Linked DNA regions of Homo sapiens: region 2 is linked to region 1. Evidence: read pairs that join two places in POLR2A ChIA-PET (ENCODE). Cell type or tissue: Caco-2. All regions are shown on one strand. Links, peaks and the distances in the headings refer to the core of each region. The heading gives the core; the rest is flanking DNA. Region 1 overlaps KIZ (kizuna centrosomal protein). Region 2 overlaps LINC00237 (long intergenic non-protein coding RNA 237).

The links. Peaks named below come from ENCODE experiments on the same cell type or tissue, not always from the same donor. Only the 100,000 strongest peaks of a DNase experiment are listed, where the experiment ranks them.
Region 2: POLR2A ChIA-PET joins it to region 1 with 11 read pairs; 6 of 35 experiments call an interaction of 5 or more read pairs at or near these places.

What each region holds. Positions count from the first base shown.
Region 1 is chr20:21,183,557-21,186,461 of GRCh38, forward strand. The region is part of intron 6 of KIZ (kizuna centrosomal protein); the gene reads left to right. Among named protein-coding and RNA genes, the nearest start is that of KIZ-AS1, 33 kb to the right of the region's middle. In Caco-2, for the core only: no CTCF peak of the experiment used is centred there; a DNase peak (open chromatin) is centred at 1,425.
Region 2 is chr20:21,100,564-21,103,468 of GRCh38, forward strand. The region is part of intron 1 of LINC00237 (long intergenic non-protein coding RNA 237); the gene reads right to left. Among named protein-coding and RNA genes, the nearest start is that of LINC00237, 4.3 kb to the right of the region's middle. RefSeq lists enhancers at 219-1,088, 2,619-2,668. In Caco-2, for the core only: no CTCF peak of the experiment used is centred there; DNase peaks (open chromatin) are centred at 1,258, 1,818 and 2,387; H3K4me3 peaks cover 2,500 bases.

The DNA.
Region 1 (2,905 bases), core at 171-2,670:
GCTTTTAATGACCATTTCTTTTTACATATGTGCTAAATATTTTTCAGGCCATGCAAAATATTTTACATTTTATAATCAAAGAATTAGCATGCTTACAATAAAAATAAAACTGATACAGAAACAGTAAATTACAGGATTTTTTTTTGTCCCTTTTAACCCTTTTTAAAGTGTATTTTCTCTTTTTATGCAGTAGGACTCATTCACTGCATATGTCAATGCAGCCCAGTGGTAGACAGTCTTCAGGCTGGCTTTGCCCAAGCCTCAGATGGTACCAGTGGGCTCTGACTTCTCTGTTTCCCTCTGATCTACTCCGTCTGGATCAACTCAGTTCTTAGGCCCTGCAGCTGGAGAATTTTTCCCTGGCATGCTGAATCAGAGGCTGTCATTGGCTCTGACCACATCATATGCCCATCCCCTACACAATCACTGAAGCAAGGGCAGAGTCCATTGGCTTTTACCTGGATCTCATGCTTCACTCAAGCTGTATGGGTTAGGATAGGGGAGTAGTGGTTCGTCAGAATAAAACTGGGTTCTGTTAATGGTTGCCAGGTGGCAGACCCAACACTTTCCTTCTCTGCATCCCTGACATCTTTTTTTTTTTTTTTTTTGAGTCAGAGTCTCGCTGTTGTTGCCCAGGCTAGAGTGCAATGGTGCGATCTCAGATCACTGCAACCTCTGCCTCCTGGGTACAAGTGATTCTCCTGCCTCAGCCTCCCAAGTAGAGCTGGGATTACAGGTGCCCACCACCACACCCAGCTAATTTTTTGTATTTTTAGTAGAGACGGGGTTTCACTGTGTTAGCCAGGCTGGTCTCGAACTCCTGACCTCAGGCGATCCACCTGCTCGGCCTCCCAAAGGGCTGGGATTACAGGCGTGAGCCACCACGCCCGGTCCCCTGACTTCATTACTGCCTGTTGTTGCCCATTTCATTCTTCCTTCTTTAGTTCTATGTGGCATACTTTCCCTTTAATTATCTTTAACTTATAGTTCTCACCTTTGAAGAATAGCAGTTGAGCTTCTAGTGACAGACTTTTGGAAAAACCAAGTTTGTTTTAAGGTGGGATTTGACAAAGAACCTTCAAGCTTGATAACTGAGTGGGAAAGCTTCCCTTCAGTGAGGGAAAAGTGTCTGCAGGTAGGCCAGGTGAATGAGACACCCTAAAACTTGAAAGTTAAGCAGGAAATAAGACTTTAATGTTTCCTGGGGCCTCGTGTCGTGGCATGCCTTTTATCCCAGCACTTTGGGAGGCCGAGGTGGGAGGATTACTTGAGGCCAGGAGATTGAGACCAGCCTGAGCAACATAGCAAGACCTTGGCTCTATAAAAATAAAAATAAGTTAGTCAGGCATGATGGTACACACCTGTAATCCTAGCTACTCAGGAAACTGAGGTGGGAGGCTTGCTTGAGCCCAGGAGTTGGGAAATACAGTGAGCTATGATTGCATCACTGCATTCCAGCCCAGGCAACAGAGCAAGACCCTGTCTCAAGGAAAGGAAAAAAATAATTGTGTGTGTGTGTGTCTGTGTGTACGTGTGTGTATGCACGTGCACGTGCTTTCTGTACTTTTATACTGAATCTATTTTGAATTTGGGTTGGAAGCTTTAGAATATTACCTTAACCTACAAGAGAGATGTGAGGAATAGTTCTGAGTCCCCTATCTTTTATGGCTTTCAACTATTTTTCTCACTTTTTTTCTGACGGTTTTCCTTTGTCAGTGTAAATTCATTTTGATTTGCTTGTTATTTTGATGGACTGGAAATGTGTTTTTAAATCTGAAAACAGTACTAGTTTCAAATTTGTTTTCTTTACTGTAGTGATTCTCAGATATATTTTAGTAAAATTATTCTACCTTTTTTTTTTTTTTTTTTTTGAGACGGATTCTCACTCTGTCACCCAGGCTGGAATGCAGTGGCATGATCGCGGCTCACTGTAACCTCTGCCTCCTGGGTTCAAGCGATTCTCCTGCCTCAGCCTCCCGAGTAGCTGGGATTACAGGCAGCCACCACCACACCCGGCTAATTTTTGTACTTTTAGTAGAGACAGGGTTTTACCATTGTTGCCCAACAGGGTCTCGAACTCCTGGCCTCAAGTGATCCACCCACCTTAGCCTCCCAAAGTGCTGGGATTACAAGCGTGAGCCACCACGCCCAACCCTACTTTTTTTTTTTTTTTTAAACAGAGTCTTGCTCTGTTGCCCAGGCTGGAGTGCAGTGACGCCATCCTGGCTCACCACAGCCTCAACCTCCCAGGTTCAAGCAGTTCTCCTGCCTCAGCCTCCCGAGTAACTGGGACTACAGACGTGTGCCACCATGCCCTGCTGGAATTATTCTACATTCTAAGTTCATAGGAAAATTAATCTTTGAATTTTGAGAACCGTCTCAAAATTGGTTTACTAAAACTTGGGCACCTGCTATATAGTTTGCCTACTAGAAGATAATAAAATGAATGAGAGTACCAAATGAAAAATAATGGAAAGTATGGAAGTTGCTGATCTCGACAGATTCTTAAATCATGGACGTATGTGTTAATGGTTTGATTTTTATATTGTGTACATATATTTATTGTTTACTAGTAAAAAATGTTCTAATTTATGTGATAAATGGAATATATCAATACTTCATGGCAAAAATTTTTGTGAATTTCAGGTGTTCTGCCACCTTAAACGTTGAAAAGCACTGCTTTCCAGGATAGCCAAATCCCTAAAAGAATTTCTGGTCATGAGACTGATTATCCTTACTGATCAGCTGTGTCACACATCACATGGACATATGATGTCCATGTGATGGACTGGACTGGGCATGGTTGTTTTAGGAGCATGACTGGCATCTGTAATCATGAGTACACTTGGAATCCGTTTCTTCCGTTTCGAAAAGTCCACTTACCCGGAATTGGGACTTGTCTGAC
Region 2 (2,905 bases), core at 85-2,584, 83 kb before region 1:
GCTTTTACAACCGCTAACCCCAAAAACATTTTTTTTTTCTTTTTGTTCTTTGTAAAACCAAACCACTATGCTGTGCGTTCATGTTCAACTCTGTTGAAATCCCGGGTGGGCCGAAATAAGATTTAATTGTCTCCTGCGTGGAGAAGTGACACCCACTTTTTCCCCTGAATTGAGCAAACACCAGGGCTTTGTCTGAGCTTGTGGCTTAAACGCCGGGCGGTTTCTGCACCCAGTTGGTGGGTTGTAAGACAGGAGGTTTCCAAGTCTTTCATCATGTTTCTAACAAGGAAAACCAAATCGGGCCCATAATGTCATCAGCCCCGGCCCGACCTCGCCGGGACCTCGGCAGCCCGATGATGTCGCTAGCGGCCCCGGCGCAGCCACGACGCGCCGCCTTTCAGCTCCTCGCAGTCCCCACAAAAGCCAGACAACAATATCAATTAATCATGCAGCGGGCAAACAAGGAGATTTATCCCGCGACAAACAGCCCCACCGAGAGCCGCTGAATGGGCGTGATTAGCATGTGAAAAGGCGAGCAAAACTCCGCGGTTCAACAGCTAAAGAGCAATTTGATGGGGCTGGGATGGGGAAATTACTTGATTAGCGTCCATCGGAGGAGAACACGGTTACAGCCCCTCGGCCGGGAATCCGACAGGGGAACAAAACGCGCTGGTAAACGCGGCGACGTACAGGGAGCGCGAGCGAGGGAGGGAGCGCCGGCGAGGGAGGGAGCGCGGGGGCCGACATCGAGAGGCAATCGGGGTGGGGGCAGAAATAGGGGCTGACCCGCTAGCCCCCGCCAAACCGCGACCACCCTCACCTAGGGCTCCCGGGCGGACTCAAGACTTCACCCAGCGCTGGAGGTCGACCTTAATTTAGAGCGCTGCCCCGGCTCTGGCCCGGAAAGAGAGTGACAGAGGCGCGTGCGGGGGAAAGGCCCACCCACGCTGTCCCTGGAGTCCCCTCCAGTGTCCCCAGGGACGCAGTCCGCGGCCGCCAGCTCCAGGGGCTCGGGCCCCAGGTTGGAGTAGCCACGCTAGCGGCTAGGCCGTTCCACCGGGTAGCTCCGCCCTTCCTTTTGCTCAGGCAGCTAACTTTGGAGCCGGGCAAGACGTGTTTTCCCGCTCCTTCGAATTTAACCGCCCAGTGCCTGCCTCCTGGAAAAGCTGTCACGATTGGGCTTGGGCTTGGGCTTGGCCTTGGTCAAGAAAGGTTTCCTCGGCTGCGCCACCGTGGGGATGGAGGTGGGAGTTGGAACACAGCCCCCTAGCTGAGTGCAGGGGCCAGAGGCTGGCGGGGGCACGCGGGGGTGGTTGGGGGCGGAGTGCGGCGAGGGGTGAGGGCGCGACCGCCTTGGGGCAGGGGCGGCGATGGAGTAGCTCCGGGCTCTCCACGGACTCGATTGGACAGCCCCAGGCCGGCTTTGGATCCTTGGAGGCGGATACGCAAGGCCAGACCTGGTGGCGTGGCCAGTTGGGCATCGCGGTATCTTCCCCAGGCCTGGAGGGCAGTGCTGAAGGCCCGCGGCCGAGGTTTTGCTTTAAGTATACTTGGGCCTCGCAACTCAGCTGTTTGCGAACAGAGACCTGGCGAATCGCCGAGGAGCGGCGCGGCTCCGCGTCCCCACTTCAAGGCCAAGTGGAGAGTGAGGACACGCTGAGGCCCCCTGCTACCTATCATGCCATCTTAAGCGGGCACCGACTCCTTACCCAGAAAAGATCCTGGAGCTAAAGCCTGCGCCTACACCAGAGAGGGGAATTTAAGTTTCCCACTCTCGACGTGTCTGGAACCTTCCCTCTAGCCGCATACCCACAACCCCCTGCTCCCTGGCTCCTCCCAGTGTCAAGGAAGGAGAAAGACTCCCACCCTGTCCCCAAAGTCTCAGACTAACTCGCTCCAGGTCACAGGACCCACTAAGAGGGCCTTTCCAGCTCATGCCCGGAACAGGGGTGCAGCGGCGACCCTCTGGGATCTGGAGAGAGAGAATTTAACACGGCCTTCCTGAAGTACATTCACGCAAATGTGAGAAAGACTTCAACGCACAGAATCGCCAAAGCCCTTGCCGTCTTAAATAAATCCTGCCCCTTGGCACAGAAGAACGGAGAACCAAGGAGTTAATTCCTATTTTATAAGAAAAAAAAAAAAAAAAAGGAGGGGGAGAGAGGAAGGGAGTGGATGGCCCCCACTGAGCGGAACAATTGTCACTCAGTTGAACAGTGTCAATTAACAAACCGCAGCTCTGGCAGACTTCAAAAGGCTTGATTCTTTTTGAAATGTCTGTGGTGATGGGTGTGCAGCGAACCCCAGCTCGCCGGTGGCCGCTCACCCCGCTCGCCTCTCTCTCCCTCTGGACTCGGTGCTGAAGCCCCAGTGCAGCTCGCTCCTCCTTCTGTCAGCAGCTGGACCCGGAAGCCCTGACTCCCGGCTTGGCGCCTGTGCTGAGAGCGGAGAAGGACGTCGCGACCGGCAGGCCTGGAGGGCGCATTGGTGTGCAGAGTGTAGCGGCTGGTCTGGCCCTGGGAACCCCAGACCCGCGAAGCTGGAGGGCGCACTCCCCGGCCTCAGAGCCCCAAACCGGAGGCGCTGTCCAAACGCGCCAACGCTGCAAGCAATGTGGCAGGGCACACCGAAATGCGTGTCTCGCACACCTGCCCATCTTTCCCTGCTCAACACGAAAGCGCCTTGTGGCTCTAAGCGCTTCCTTGGGGTGGCTGGGGCTGTGCATTTTAATTCCAAAGTCAAGAGGTTGAACCATCTCAAAGTTGGCGGGTGGAGGGGGCGGTGGCAGGGAACTAGATGGCTGGATGCCTTTGCCTGCGGGGTGGCAGGGCTGTCCCTACCAATAGCCACGGCTCGGGGCTGGCTTTGTAGTTATTTTTCCAAGTTCTGCCCGGTGCCCATCATA